2 separate regions of the Homo sapiens genome follow, and region 1 is linked to region 2. Evidence: chromatin loops called from intact Hi-C (ENCODE). Cell type or tissue: dorsolateral prefrontal cortex. All regions are shown on one strand.

Region 1 (8,000 bases), 150 kb after region 2:
GACTCCAGTAAACACACTCATCCAACGCTGATGGACTGAGCTAAACACACTCACATCCAGTGCTGATGGACTCCAGTAAACACACTCATCCAATGCTGATGGACTCCAGTAAACACACTCATCCAACGCTGACAGACTCCAGTAAACACACTCATATCCAATGCTGATGGACTCCAGTAAACACACTCATATCCAACGCTGATGGACTCCAGTAAACACACTCACATCCAACACTGATGGGATCTAGTAAACACACTCATCCAACGCTGATGGACTCCAGTAAACACGCTCATATCCAATGCTGATGGACTCCAGTAAACACACTCACTTCCAATGCTAATGGACTCCAGTAAACACACTCATATCCAACGCTGATGGACTCCAGTAAACACACCCACATCCAACACTGATGGGATCTAGTAAACACACTCACATCCAACGCTGATGGACTCCAGTAAACACACTCATATTTAACGTTGATGGCATCTGGTAAACACACTCACATCCAACGCTAATGGACTCCAGTAAACACACTCACATCCAATGCTGATGGGATCTAGTAAACACACTCACATCAAATGCTGATGGACTCCAGTAAACACACTCACATCCAATGCTGATGGACTCTAGTAAACACACTCATCCAACGCTGATGGACTGAGCTAAACACACTCACATCCAACGCCAATGGACTCCAGTAAACACACTCATCCAATGCTGATGGACTGAGCTAAACACACTCACATCCAACGCTAATGGACTCCAGTAAACACACTCACATCCAATGCTGATGGGATCTAGTAAACACACTCACATCAAATGCCGATGGACTCCAGTAAACACACTCACTTCCAATGCTAATGGACTCCAGTAAACACACTCACATCCAACGCTGATGGGATCTAGTGAACACACTCACATCCAACACTGATGGGATCTAGCAAACACACTCACATCCAACGCTGATGGACTCCAGTAAACACACTCATATTTAACGTTGATGGCATCTGGTAAACACACTCACATCCAACGCTCATGGACTCTAGTAAACACACTCACATCCAATGCTGATGGGATCTAGTAAACACACTCACATCAAACGCTGATGGACCCCAGTAAACACACTCATATCCAACATTGATGGGATCTAGTAAGCACACTCATATCCAATGCTGATGGACTCTAGTAAACTCACATCCAACGCTGATAGGGGCTAGTAAACACACTCATCCAATGCTGATGGGATCTAGTAAACACACTCATATCCAATGCTGATGGGATCTAGTAAACACACTCACATCCAACGCTGATGGACTCTAGTAAACACACTCACATCCAATGCTGATGGGCTCCAGTAAACACACTCACATCCAACACTGATGGGATCTAGTAAACACACTCACATCCAACGCTGATGGGATCTAGTAAACACACATCCAACGCTGATGGACTCCAGTAAACACACTCACATCCAACGCTGATGGACTCCAGTAAACACACTCACATCCAACACTGATGGGATCTAGTAAACACACTCACATCCAACGCTGATGGGATCTAGTAAACACACTCACATCCAACGCTGATGCACTCCAGTAAACACACTCACATCCAACGCTGATGGACTCCAGTAAACACACTCACATCCAATGCTGATGGACTCCAGTAAACACACTCACATCCAACGCCGATGGACTCCAGTAAACACACATCCAACACTGATGGACTCCAGTAAACACACATCCAACACTGATGGACTCCAGTAAACACATTCATCCAATGCTGATGGACTGAGCTAAACACACTCACATCCAATGCCGATGGACTCCAGTAAACACACTCATCCAATGCTGATGGACTCTGGTAAACACACTCATATCCAATGCTGATGGACTCTAGTAAACACACTAATCCAACGCTGATGGACTGAGCTAAACACACTCACATCCAACGCCGATGGACTCCAGTAAACACACTCATCCAACGCTGATGGACTGAGCTAAACACACTCACATCCAGCGCTGATGGACTCCAGTAAACACACTCATCCAACGCTGATGGACTCCAGTAAACACACTCATATCCAATGCTGATGGACTCCAGTAAACACACTCACATCCAGCGCTGATGGACTCCAGTAAACACACTCACATCCAGCGCTGATGGACTCCAGTAAACACACTCACATCCAACACTGATGGGATCTAGTGAACACACTCACATCCAACACTGATGGGATCTAGTAAACACACTCACATCCAACGCTGATGGACTCCAGTAAACACACTCACATCCAACACTGATGGGATCTAGTGAACACACTCACATCCAACGCTGATGGACTCCAGTGAACACACTCATATTGAAAGTTGATGGGATCTAGTAAACACACTCAAATCCAACGCTGACGGACTCCAGTAAACACACTCACATCCAACACTGATGGACTCCAGTAAACACACTCATATCCAATGCTGATGGACTCCAGTAAACACACTCATCCAATACTGATGGACTGAGCTAAACACACTCACATCCAATGCTGATAGGTTCCAGTAAACACACTCATCCAATGCTGATGAACTGAGCTAAACACTCATATCCAATGCTGATGGACTCCAGGAAACACACTCATCCAACACTGATGGACTCCAGTAAACACACTCACATCCAAAGCCGATGGACTCCAGTAAACACACTCACATCCAGCACTGATGGACTCCAGTAAACACACTCACATCCAGCACTGATAGACTCCAGTAAACACACTCACATCCAGCACTGATGGACTCCAGTAGACACACTCACATCCAAAGCCGATGGACTCTAGTAAACACATTCATATCCCACGCCGATGGACTCCAGTAAACACACTCATCCAACGCTGATGGACTGAGCTAAACACACTCCCATCCAACGCTGATGGACTGAGCCCAAAGGGGGCCCCTGCTGGGGCACTGGCATCTCAAAGGAACCACAGGTAGAGAGAAACACTTCCAAGAGAGGGATGAGCTAGCAATGGTGGCTTGAGTCAACATCCATAGGCTATCAGGAGAGAGAATTTGGAGGCTGGTTTTCTTGGTGCCCATAAAATCATAGAAAGCTTTCATCAAGTGAGGATTTGGGGGTGTGACCATAGAAACGAAATCTGGATAACTCAAGCGAGAGAAGAATGTGCTGGAAGGATCTCGGGTGCCCCACAGAATTGGCGGTCAGGTGCCATGACTGGGCCTGGGCAGTGAGGGCTTCTCCACGTCTTGGTAGGAAGATGCTGGCGAGGGGATGCCAGGTGGCTTCTGTTCTGTCCTTGCATCGCCAGTCAAGAATCAGAAAGACCCAGTTGGCCCAGCCTGGGTGGTGCCCATCCCTGGCTGTGGCAAGGCCGTGAGAGAGGGCTCTGGAGGAGAGAGGCCGTACTGGTTCTGAAAAGCCACAGCGCCATAGTCCACCCAGACCCTCCACAGACGGTGGCTTGGGCACAACCACATCTAGTTTCCCAGGCTTTCTCCAGTGCGGCCAGGAGTCCCCCCTCAGGGTCGCCTCTGATCTGTTTCAGTGAAGGCCAGGAGGTTCACAATCTCAGTGCCCCATTAGTTCCACTGCAGCTCTCAGCACAGAGGACTCATTCTCCCTTTCAACGCTGTTCGCCCCCAAACCCCATGAATCCTACTTGACCCTAACCACAGGTTGAAAGCCCAGCACCTGCCACTTAAATAATAGATGGCACCGCCCTCTTGTGGCAGAGACTGGCAGCACAACGCGTCCCAGCAAACATCTTACCTGTCGCGGACTTTTCTGAACAAAGAACAAGCTGCAGCTCACACACCTGACCAGAGGAAAACGGACTTTACTCCTCTCATATTGTCAACACCTCCAGAGCCCTACTGAGGGGAAATATACATGCCATAAAACTTAACAATTTAAGCGTATAGTGCCATGGAGTTTAGTAATTTTATACAATTGTGTAGCCTGTACCACAATCCAGTTTTGGAACACCGTTATGCAGAAAGTCCCTTGTGCTATTTGCAATTAATATGTGCTTCAAAATCCAGCCCCCAGCGATCACTGATCCTGCTTTCTGTCCCTATAGTTTTGCCTTTTTTAGAAAGTTCATCTAAATGGAATTCTACAATATGTAATTTTTAAACGCTTCACTTACTTCATCCCAGTGGTTTCTTTATGGCCAAATAGTTTTTCATGTATTTGATTTATTTTTACTTATTGTTCTATTTGATTGCCAAATCATGTTTTATTCTTTGGCTACCCACAAATTTGTTTATTCTTTCCCCAGTTAAAGGACACATGGATTGATTTTGGGTTTTGGAGATTATGAATAATGTTGCATGATAACATTTCCCTTCCTATCTCCATGTGGACAAATGTTTAGCTTCCTGAGAGCAGAATTTCCGGGTTGTATGACAAGCATACATTTCACCTATTAAGAAACTGGCAAATTGTTTTCCAACAACTCTTTGTCACCCTACTGCATTCCCACCACCAGCGCATGCAGGTTCCAGTTCCCCACATCCACACCAACACTTGGTATTGGCCACTGTTTCCATCTTAGCTTTTGTCGTGCATGGGAGGCGATATTTCATTGTGGCTTTAATTTGCAGTTCCCCCATGACTAATGATATTGACCATTTTAATTTATCTACCATTTCAGATTTCAATTAATTTCTATTGTAGGTTTGGGCTCAAATCCATTTTCTAATATTATATTTAGACCTTGCTTTTTTTTGGCTCAAGTTCATCGAGCCATTACTGTAACATCATACTTAATCTTTATGTTGGAAAATTTGAAAAGAACCAGATAATAGGATGAAAAGGAGGCATTCTGGCTTATCATCAACCAAAAAATAAAAATAAAATAAGTGAAAATCTAAAGAAAACGAGAGCAGTTGGAAGCAGCTTGACGTAGCAAACAAAACAATAACATGTTTTATATTATCAACAATTTAAATGATCAAAACACATATAATTAGATGTACTTCTCTCTCCTCCCAAATTTCCCTGTAAAAATGGATTTTTAAAAATCTGCCCGTTGTCTATCCCAGCAAATACAGTGTCCGAATACTGAGATTTTTGGGGCCCCAAATGGACGTGTGTGATGCTGTCAGCTGAGCATGTGACTTGCCGCTGCTCTCTGGCCAGTTTTTCTCTGCTCTCGGTGAGCCAAGTTCCTCAGCCGAGGTTTCGTTACCTCCTCAATTGTTAACGAGCATGTCTGCTGAGGAGTCTGGGAGTATCCGCCAGAACGTGAGGTCCACATCAAATGGGTATGCCCAGACAGCAGCAGCCAGGGGCCTCCCTTGCGGCCCTGGGTTGATCTCTTGGATTAATTCAAACCTTTTGCAAATTAGTGGAGACATTTTCCAGTTTCCTGTGTCTCAGCCCAGCTTTGCAGATTTAATTTTGAGAAGCACAAGCGGTAATCCGGTCCTGAAATCCCTTGTCCCACGTGGTGTTACTGACATATTGGACAAATAAAAGCCTCTGGGGAAAGAAAAAGAGGATCTTGTCTCTTTCTTTGAAGTGATTAAGGGGAAGTGAACTGGTGCGTCGACGCCATGGTTTTTCTGGCAAATTCAAGAAAGCATTCTCTGAAGTCAGTGAGAGATCGCTACAATGATAAGAAGAGACCCGGGCATCAGAAGACACAAACATTTCCTGCCCCCTGCTTTAGGACACTTGCGAAAACTCTCCTCAGTCTCTGCCCACTGGCCCAGCTGGTGCAGCACAGGTGAACAGCACACACTTGGAAGCCAGTTCGCTGGATTCCAACCACAGCCTGCTGCTTCTGAGTTGTGTGTCCTTGGCAAATTACTTAACCGTTCTGTGCCTCCGCTTCTCTTTTAGTTTACTTTGCATTGCCATAAAGGATTATCTGAGGCTGAGTAACTTATAAAGACAAGAGGTTTAATTGGTTCATGGTTCTGCAGGCTGTACAAGAAGCACAGTGCTGGCATCTGCCTCTGGGGAAGCCTCAGAAAGCTTTTATTCAGGGAGGAAGGCAAAGGAAGGTTGGCATCACATGGCGAGAGAGGGAGCAAGAGAGAGAAGCGGACGTCTCAGACTCTTTAACAACCAGGTCTTGCATGAACTCATTACCACCAGAAGGATATCAAGACATTCATGAGGGATCGGTCCCCATGACCCAAATACTTCCCATCAGGCCCCACCTCCAATGCTGGGGATCACATTGCAGCATGAGATTTGGAGGGGACAAACATCTAAACCATATGAACTTCCTTCCCTTTAAAAACAGGAAATACCTGAGCTCAGGAGTTCGAGACCAGCCTGGGCAACACAGTGAAACCCCATCTCTACTAAAATACAAAAAATTAGCCAGACATGGTGGCACACACCTGTAGTCCCAGCTACTTGGGAGGCTGAGGCAGGAGAATCACTTGAACCCGAGAGGTGGAGCTTGCAGTGAGCCGAGATCGCACCACTGCACTCCAGCATGGTGACAGAGTGAGACTCTATCTCCAATAAAACAAAATAAAACAAAACAAAAAAAACAAAAAATGGGAAATAAGCTGGGCGTGGTGGCTCATGCCTGTAATCCCAGCACTCTGGGAGGCAGGTGGATCACTTGAGGTCAGGAGTTTGAGATCAGCCTGACCAACATGGTGAAACCCCATCTCTACTAAAAATACAAAAAAAAAAAAAAAAAAATTAGCCGGGCATGGTGGTGCACACCTATAATCCCAGCTACTGGGGAGGCAGAGGCACAAAAATCACTTGAACTTAAGAGGTGGAGGTTGCAGTGAGTCGAGATCGTGCCACTGCACTCCAGCCTCGGTGACAGAGTGAGACTCCATCTCAAAAAATAAAAACTTAAAAAATAAAAACGGGAAAATAATACCAATTTTAGATTAGTTTCCCGTGGCTGCTATAACGCATGACCACAGACTTGATGGCTTGAGTAACAGAAGTTTATTCTCTCAAGGTTCTGCGGCTGGAGGTCCACGATCAAGGTGTTGGTGGGGTCACGCTCACTCTGAAGACCCCGGGGAGGTTTCTTCCTTGCCTCTTCCAGCTGCTGGTGGTTGCAGGAATCTTTGGTGATCCTTGGCTTGCAGCAACCTCACTCCAATCTCTGCCTCCCTCTTCCCACAGTGCTCTCTGTGTTTCCTCCTTTTCTGTCTCTTATGAGGACACTTGCCATTGGATTTAGAGATCACCCTAATCCACTATGATCTCATCTTGATCCTTCACTTAATCACTTCGGCAAAGACCCTATTTCCAAGCAAGGTCATATTTACAGGTACGTGGTGTTAAGACTTGGACATACCTCTTTGAGGGACACAACCCAACCCACTCCAGATCTCACAGGGACACTGGGGGGACATGTCTGCAGTTGTTGTCTTAGTGTTATTGAGGGAGATGCTGGACATGGATCTGTGGGGAAGATGATGGAAGTGTGTTCATGCAGGGACAAGGGCACAAATGAGGCCTGAAGGCTGAGGAGGCCTGGGGAGTTGTGTGAAGGGGGCACCGTCTAGTGTCAGGACCCAGATCTGAGCATTCATCTCCTGACTCTGCATTCCAACCACGGGCTATTGCACTCCTCCCTCTGGGAACCTCCTGTGTTTTTCTCTTCATCTCTTCAGCCCTTTTCTCATCAGCAAGTGTGGCATTTGTACTGGAAACCAAGCTAGCCTGCAGCACACTTTTAGAAAACAGTTTTATTGAGATACAACGCACATACTATACAATCCACTCACTGTGTGTGTGTGCGTGTGTGTGATACAGGGTCTTCTTGCTCTGTCACCCAGGCTGCAGTGCAGTGCTGTAATCATGGCTCACTGCGGCCCAACCTGTTGGGCTCAAGTGATCCTCCTACCTCAGCCTCCCCAGTAGCTGGAACTACAGGTTTGTGTCACTACACCTTACTAATTTTTAAATTTTTTGTAGAGGTTTTGCCATGTTACCTAGGTCTTGAACTCCTGGGTTCAAGTGATCTGCCCGCCTCCGCCTCCCAAAGTGTTGGG
Region 2 (8,000 bases):
TACATGGCACCTATTGGTTATTTTGGTTTTTGATTCTTTTTCTCTCTTCTTGGTATTTTTGTTGACACCTCTTCCCTTTATGATTGTTTGTCTGATACATCCTGGCCTGTCCTCTCCTTTATTTACAATCTTTGGGTTATATTATGCTTTAGTTCTGTGTATTAACCGTAATACTCAGTTTTGTTTATTTTTTGAACTGATACAAGTGGATGACTTTTATCTGAAGGATTTGGCTCATTTATCCTGACTGCTGTGTTGATTATCCAGCGTCGCATCCCATGCTTGTTTTTACTGGGTGCCCGCTTGCCATGTCACTGTCACTCAGCCTGAACCCTGCTGCTTTTCGGCCTGTCCCAGCCTCTCCAGGGCTCTCAGTTGTTCACAGGCAGGGTCATTTTCCCCATTGGCTTTGCCTCTCCGCCTCGCTCGTGACTGGGGGCACCCGTCCCGATCCTGGTTTCCGCAGTGTTGGCTGTGTGTGCGCCTTTGCCGCTGCTCATCTCTCTGCCAACAGCCTCACCAATAATCAGGCCTATTTATTTTCTCATTTTCTCTTCTCCTAATTCTTGATCTCATCATTTGTGTCTCTCTTAAGCCAACGTCCCCTTAATTTCTTTGTTACCTTTTTCATCCTTAGTCTTCAGAGTCTGTGTTTTCTTGAATAATAAGACAAGTTCTCTGGTAGAACTATGCCAGTAGCAATAGTAGTATCTTTCCCATTCAGGTTATAAAATCTACTTATTGTCCTCCGCATGAGTAACCTTCCCTTGTCCCGCCCCCTGCAGACACTTTGGTGTCATCCTTAGGCTCTCCTCCTCTCCTGTGAAGGAGAAAAGTGGTATTCAGCTTTCGTGTTTATTTCCAAAATAGACCTGAATTTCTGCTTGAGTTGCATAGGTTCTGTTCCCATTCAAGGAGTGGGGACCAGTGTAGTCAGCTATGGTCCCAGGGGAGCAGGTGGGAGCTGAGGACCTTGGGTGTCTAGGGGAAGCCATTGTCACACAGTTCATTCTTCGTGTTTGAAGGCGCTGATGCCAGGGCTAGGGGTGCAGTGCTATGGTTGCTGTCAGCTGCCCTGTCGGGAGGAAGGCTGTCATTTGGGGACAGTCCCTATTGTCACTACCAGCCTTGCCTGATTAAGATGCCCTCAGATGCCCTTTCCAGAACAACTAAGGGCTCTAAATAGTTTGCTGTCCTTGCCTGGGTCTGCGTTTATGTTTCTCCCGTGGAGGGCGGAGTGGAAGGATTGGGTTTCCCTTGACACTCTTCCAGGGTGGGGCTGCAGGTTTTCTGATGGAAGTAAGCTGTGGGTTGGCTCGAAGGTCTCTCTCTACTTTGATCCTGGAGAATGTTTTCACTTTGCTTGGCATTTCAGTTGAGATTTGAGGTGGAAATTCCAGAGTTTGTGTTCTCATCGCCCTATGGATCATATCCTGGTCCTTTCTCATGCTCAGGTTTTAGAAGGAACATTTTTAATATTTTCATTCCATTGCCCTCTGACCAGACCTTTCTTCATACTCATGTTTTAAAATAAACATATTTTACATACGCTTTAAATATTAGGGCCTGTGACCTAATTTGCAATAAGAATTCTTTATAAAATAAAACTTGGTGGTATCTTTAACCTAAGGACTTGGACCTGCGAATAGATGCTTTTACACTTTATTTCCAGTGGCTGATTTTTGTTTATAGAGTAGGAGCTGCTGCCCTTGCTTGTTTTTCTCATGTCTTTCTGTTACACTTGATAGGTGACCAGTAACTTAGCCTGCACCTGCAGTGAGATCTCAATGCTGCTGAGAGCACAGGTTGATTTGTGAAGTCAGCTTACTTTGTTGCAAAGATTAAGCCTACCCTATGCAGGGAAACCAACATCATCATCATCATTATTATCATCATTTGTTGTTATAATAATAAATCAGTAGATCACCTTCGATCCATCACTATGATTGGAAGAACATCTCAGTATTACCTGCTGTTGGGTAAAATAGCACTACTGTTAATTCTACAGTAGGACTTTTTAACTTTCTCCTACTCCCCTTTGTAAGAGACAAACGAGGTATGGGTGAGCAATCCAGATATTTGAGGATTAAATGAAACATGTTGAACATCTGATTTTATATAAGATGCTGTAAAAAGCCGAAGTGAAATAGGTGTGCTATGCCATGACCTCCACTCAGCCTGCTTAGGAGGCTGAAGGCTGGGGGCCTATTAGTCCTGGGGGAAGCTGTGATTAGACGTGGTCCTTTCACGCATCAGAATCACGTTTGCTACGAAGTCTCGTAGCCAACATCAGATTTTTAGATTAACTGTAAATGTTAATAAATGAATATTACACTAACCTACTTTTGAATTCTAGGAATTTTGGAGAGTAAAAGGCTGAACCTTGTTAAAGAGAAAACCATTAATCAGACCATCGGCAACGTCGTCTACCATGCTGCCGATCTGTCGCTGTGGTGGCAGGTGCCGCAGTACTTGCTGATTGGGATCAGCGAGATCTTTGCAAGTATCGCAGGTGAGGACCTTTAGTGCCGGAGGTGTCTGAGTCCAGGCACAAGCGTGAGCGCTCGGGCATTCTGACTGTGCTGTTGGAATATGTTGAGACAAGGATAGCACAGCACTTCTGTAGTTTTTGGCAGTGTGTGGTTTAGAATATGAATCGCTAGGTAAACACACCAGTGCTGAGGTTCTCCATTCTTTGTGTAAAAACAGTATCGCAAAATATTTTCATGAAAGTTTGTTAACTACCTTGTAAGTGCCACAGGACAGAGAAGAAGAAAGCAATCGTGGTTGGATAGTTCCCAGCGGAGCCCTCGGCCATGCTGCCGTGGTGGCTGGGCTGAGCTCACAGCTCTCAGTGCGCTTCGTTTAGATGTACGTAAAGAAGCAGATCTAATTTTTAGAAACGTGTTCTCACAGGCCTCCCTTTTCCTATTAGTGAGATCCTGCAGTGGTTGAACAAGTGTATTCTGGGCAGATCTGTCCGGCTGCTGAGAGTGAGAGAGAAGAGAAGATGAGTGATATGCAGAGGTGGATGGATGTGTGGGTAGTAGTCAGTGGTGGTTTTCACTGTAGAAAACTCATCCAGAATTGGCTAATGAATTTGTAAAGGGAATAAATCACAACGGAATGGACTTCTATTTAGAATACACTACAAATCTCCGTGTCTAGTTATAAAAATCTAAATTTATAGATGGGCCTGCCAAAATAGTTTTGAAGTCTATTGCCCTTGTCACGGTGGCTCATACCTGTAACCCCAGCACTTTAGGAATCCGAGGCGGGTGGATCACCTGAGGTCAGGAGTTCGAGACCAGCCTGGCCAACATGGTGAATCCCTGTCTCTACTAAAAATACAAAAAATTAGCCAGGCATGGTGGCACGCACCTGTAATCCCAGCTACTCGGGAGGCTGAGGCAGGAGAATCGCTTGAACCAGGGAGGCGGAAGTTGCGGTGAGCCAAGATCCTGCCATTGCACTCCAGCCTGGGCAACAAGAGCAAAACTCCGTCTCAACAAAAAAAAGATAAAGTATATTGCCTCTGAAATAGAATCCTTATGTAGATTTCCCAGTTTAGTGTGTGTACTTTGTTTTCAAACTCCCATTCCTTGACAATATAGGAAAATTTTTTCTCTAATCTCTTTAAGGAACACAAAAGTCTAAGAGCCAACAAATCACATTACCTTTAAGCTTGAGAGCAAGGAGTTTAACTTTCTGCTCATTGAATTTATTAGGAATTATCCTAATGGCTAGGAGAATGAACAGTTGGCCCATAGCCATTGATTCTTGGTCGCTAGTAAGCATCGTCCTCCTAATAGAAAAGAGGTTGTGCCTGTCTGCAGGACTCAGTCCCTAGGAGACCCCACGCTTCCTCTGCTATATTAGGTGAAAGCTTTGATCCCATGTGTTAAAGTGCCCCTTTCACAAAAACGACCCTCCCTTTTCTTTCCTCAGGCCTGGAATTTGCATACTCAGCTGCCCCCAAGTCCATGCAGAGTGCCATAATGGGCTTGTTCTTTTTCTTCTCTGGCGTCGGGTCGTTCGTGGGTTCTGGACTGCTGGCACTGGTGTCTATCAAAGCCATCGGATGGATGAGCAGTCACACAGACTTTGGTAAGAGCCAGCATCCTGTCCCTTTTGAAAATAGCCAGTGAGGGGGAGGCGCAGGCACTCAGGAGATGGCTGAGTGAGCGGAGGTGTTTTCACGTGGATGGCCTGTCCCGAGCTGCCTGTCCACCGCTCCTTCCACAGCACTGCTCTGTGCTGCTTGCATCACTGTGTTTCCTTACATCATGAACGGTTTTCAGGAGACAAGCAGGCCTCTCTTCTCATCCCAGGGGCCAAGCCTGCCCTGGCCACAGCCCAGCGAGCAGCTGCTGCAGCCACCGCTCCTTACGGGGACGTCCTTGACAGACAAGCACCTTCTCCACGCCCGTCCAGCTCAGTCTTCGTGAGGCAGCTGAATCTGTACCCCAAGCTTCCCTTTCTTTAACTTGGTGGTGTACTTTCGTTTTCTTTTCCTAACAGCACCTTTTCTGATACGAAAAAGACAAGATAGATAGTAAGTTACTTTTAAAAATAAACATATTACTTGTGATCAATCATAATGGGTTTTTACAATTAATACCAGTAGGTGGCATCTTGAGTGTTGAACAGAACCACTCATAAAAGCTGAGTTTTGCTTTCTCCAGGTTTACGATGCCTTTAAATGGACCCAGCAAGCGAAGGTTTCTTCTTTCTTTTCCTTTGTAAAAATATTTTATCTACAGAAACAACCTTGTTACTTTTTCTTGTATAATCATGTGGCATTTGCTCTGGTCCGGTAGTACTTAGCCACTTTTAGGTTACAAATCCCCTTGAGAATCTGGTGAACGTTTAGGGACTTTTCTGCAGAAATTGCAGAATTCCCAGAGCCCTTCCATGAGTATAGGCCTGTGGAGTCCTAATGTAAAGCCCAGAACTCCAAGCCACCAATGTCCCATGGACACTTGTCACTGATGTTTTCTGGCTGTGGGTGCCACCTCCATGGCCAGCTCAGGGCTGCTTGCTCTGAGGAGGACATGTGGATTTGGGGCTGGTGTTTCATTCCCACCTTCTCCTGAAGATGAACAGCCCGAGGAATAAGATCCTCTTGTGGTACATGGGACAGACTTCCTTCAAAGAAAGACCAAAGTCCATAGTTCTGAAGACGAAGATTCTGGTTCTTGGTTTTTGTTTTATCTTTAAATGTGTCATAAAGGATTGGCTGGTCATTCTCGTTGCTTTCTAGTCATTTAATCCTCATTCTTAATTTAATTTCACATCTCAGAGTTGACCTTTCATTCATCATTTCTGTCTGACAGGTTGTTTGTGGACTTCCCCTGCATTGGTGCTCTCAGGGCGTGTGTGCTGGGGATGGGCCAGGATCTGTCTGTTGTTTTCAAGAATGGGAAATGTTTCATGAAGGAGGCGTGTTTGCCAGCAGCCCCCAGGCTGTGCCCCCTGGCTGCATGGCAGCCTCCTTGGTTCACACCAGTAAGGAGAGTTGGAGCTCATCTGTCGAGCAGCCCTTGGCGTCCTGGGTAGAGAAATAAAGGCTGTGACATGGGAAATCCACAGGAAGCCCGCTCCTCAGAGAGAGTTCTCCCTGAATTTGTGTGGCCTTGGAAGGAGCAGCAGCTCTCAGGCCAGGTTCCGGGGGTGTCTGTGCCACCCTTATCCCTGGCCCTACCTCACCATCTCGTGACCGACACAGGAAATAGCTTTCTGTAAAGTCACAGCACTGTGAAGGGAGAGTCCCCAGAGTTTTGTTACATTGTGTTTTTCTTACCGACCTCCCAGCAGGCTCCTTTTATTAGTGTTATTTAAGCTGGGGAGAACGTGCATACCATAGTAAAGGTCTCTAATCTTAAGCACAGCTTGCTGTGTTTGCAGTCTGGATCTCAGTGGAGGAACTTTTGGAAGCCCTCCTTGCCTCTCTCCTTAGTTTACTGCCCCCCTCAGAAGGTAAACCTGTTCTATTCCAGCGTTGGTCCCCACAGGTTACCCTCGCCTGTCCTGTGCTGGGCTGTGGCTGTCTCCTTTCACTTAGCACTTCTGTCTGTGAGCATCTCCCCTGTACTTCTGAGTACTGCTCCTTCGTACGAGCCGTCACGAGGCATTTATCCATGCTGTTGTCGGTGGGTGCCCAGATGTTGGCAGTGTGGGGCTGTTGTGAATACCTGCCCTGCCTGTGAGCCTGGGGGGCGGGTGCGCTCATTCCTTGGGGACCCAAGAGTCTGTCTTGTCAAATGTCAAAACCCTAGTGTTTGCCATCTTCCTGTGTAATTATCCTTCTGTCTGTGAAGAGGCCCAGGAATGCACGGCAGGTTTTCTCCCAGGCGACTTAGGCGTTTCCGAATACCCTGTGTAATGCCACCCTGAGACAGACCCTGACGAGGCGTGGTGTGTCTGCCTGCGGGCTTGGACCGCACCTCCACTCCCGCAGGGCCGCGCAGCCTTCAGTTCATGTGGCCTCAGCCTTCAGTTCACGTGGCCTGCCAGCTTTAGCTCGGGAAGTTTTCAGTGACTGGTACATTTGGGGAGACTCGTATTTCAAAATAGGCACATAAAATGATGTCGTTTATATTTTGATGACAACCTCGTCTCAGTAGCGTCAAATGCCAGTGTTGGGACAGCAGTGACAGCTAGTGCCAGGCTCCAGGAAGCTGGGGTTTGCATTTCCACTGAGTGCCCAGGACAGAGCCTGGTAGGTCGTAAGGGTTGAACGAATAGTGTAAAACATCTGTTGAAAAAATAAAGCTTTAGTCTGGTAGAATTCAGGGTATTAGCAGCTGTCTTTCTAAATCAGTAGACACAGGAAATGATCTTCTTTAATTGGTGTGAATGAGCACTCTTTAAAAATGTGTGAGATCTCACCATACAGATGTGTGGGTTTTTTTTTTTTTTTTTTTTTTTTTTTTTGAGATGGAGTTTCACGTTTGTTGCCCGGGCTGGAGTGCAGTGGTACCATCTTGGCTCACTGCAGCCTTTCACCTCCCGGGTTCAAGTGACAATTCTCTGGCCTCAGCCTCCCAAGCAGCTGAGATTACAGGCGCCAGCCACCACGCCTGGCTAATTATTTGTATTTTTAGTAGAGACGGGGTTTCATCGTGTTGGCCAGGCTGATTCTGAATTCCTGACCTCAGTTGATCACCCACCTTGGCCTCCCAAAGTGCTGGGATTACAGTCATAAGCCACTGCGCCTGGCCCAGACGTGTATTATATTGTGTTTATTTGATAAATGCACTGTTGAACATGCAGTATATGTTCAGATAGAAAAAGGAAGTGCCAGAATAACCCAGCTTTAAAAAGGTCTTCAGAAGAAAGGAAGTCTCACTTTTTAAAATAAACAAATGAGAAAGTGTTTTTGAAGAGGAGCAGAAAATGGAGCAACTTGATTCCAGAGCACTCGCTCCCCTCGTGATGTTGCCGGCCACACGCACCTGCGACCTCGTGCAGAAACGTGCAGCAGTGCTTTCCAGCTGGTGGCAGGTGATGTACATGGTACGGAGACAGAGGGACGCCATGGTGGCAGGAGCAGCCGTGGTGGAGAGCACAGGGCGACACTCGGCTTGGCCTGGATGACCAGTCATGACGAGCTAAAAGTCCTGCCGTTTTCTGCTCACACGTCGTTCCCACGTCTGCACATTGAGTGGTGATGTTAGCCGGTGCTGGCTGAACTCTGTTCTCTGGCGGAGAGACTGCCAGTTTGCAGAGTGGACAGTTCCAGACCTCTGTGAAAGGGGGATCATGACCGTGGCACGTGTTGCTAGCACCCTCACCGCGTCCAGACTCCCTCTTGAGTGCCTTTCTGAAATGCTGCTCCTCGGCGCTTTCCCCATTTTACAGATGAGGAAACTGAGCACAGAGGTCTCAGAGGCCGGATTCAAGCCTTATAGCTTGAGCTGCATGGCCCATGATCTTATCCTCTGTGCTGTCCAGCCTGCTTGGGATGCAGACGTTGCGTGTAAAGTGCCTCCATAGTG

The links. Peaks named below come from ENCODE experiments on the same cell type or tissue, not always from the same donor. Only the 100,000 strongest peaks of a DNase experiment are listed, where the experiment ranks them.
Region 1: a loop joins it to region 2, with 2.2 times the contacts of the local background. A loop is called at or near these places in 4 of 110 quality-filtered maps.

What each region holds. Positions count from the first base shown.
Region 1 is chr12:128,640,643-128,648,642 of GRCh38, reverse strand. All of the region lies in intron 4 of TMEM132C (transmembrane protein 132C), which reads right to left. Among named protein-coding and RNA genes, the nearest start is that of SLC15A4, 180 kb to the left of the region's middle. In dorsolateral prefrontal cortex, a CTCF peak has its summit at 3,745 (motif pointing left); a DNase peak (open chromatin) is centred at 3,732.
Region 2 is chr12:128,795,366-128,803,365 of GRCh38, reverse strand. SLC15A4 (solute carrier family 15 member 4) reads left to right here. Exons shown (of 8, transcript NM_145648.4): 6 at 2,357-2,512; 7 at 3,949-4,107. Among named protein-coding and RNA genes, the nearest start is that of SLC15A4, 25 kb to the left of the region's middle. RefSeq lists enhancers at 1-432, 433-934, 5,568-5,862, 5,856-6,085, 5,003-6,202. In dorsolateral prefrontal cortex, a CTCF peak has its summit at 4,637 (motif pointing right); DNase peaks (open chromatin) are centred at 4,191 and 6,465; H3K4me3 peaks cover 504 bases; H3K27ac peaks cover 5,681 bases.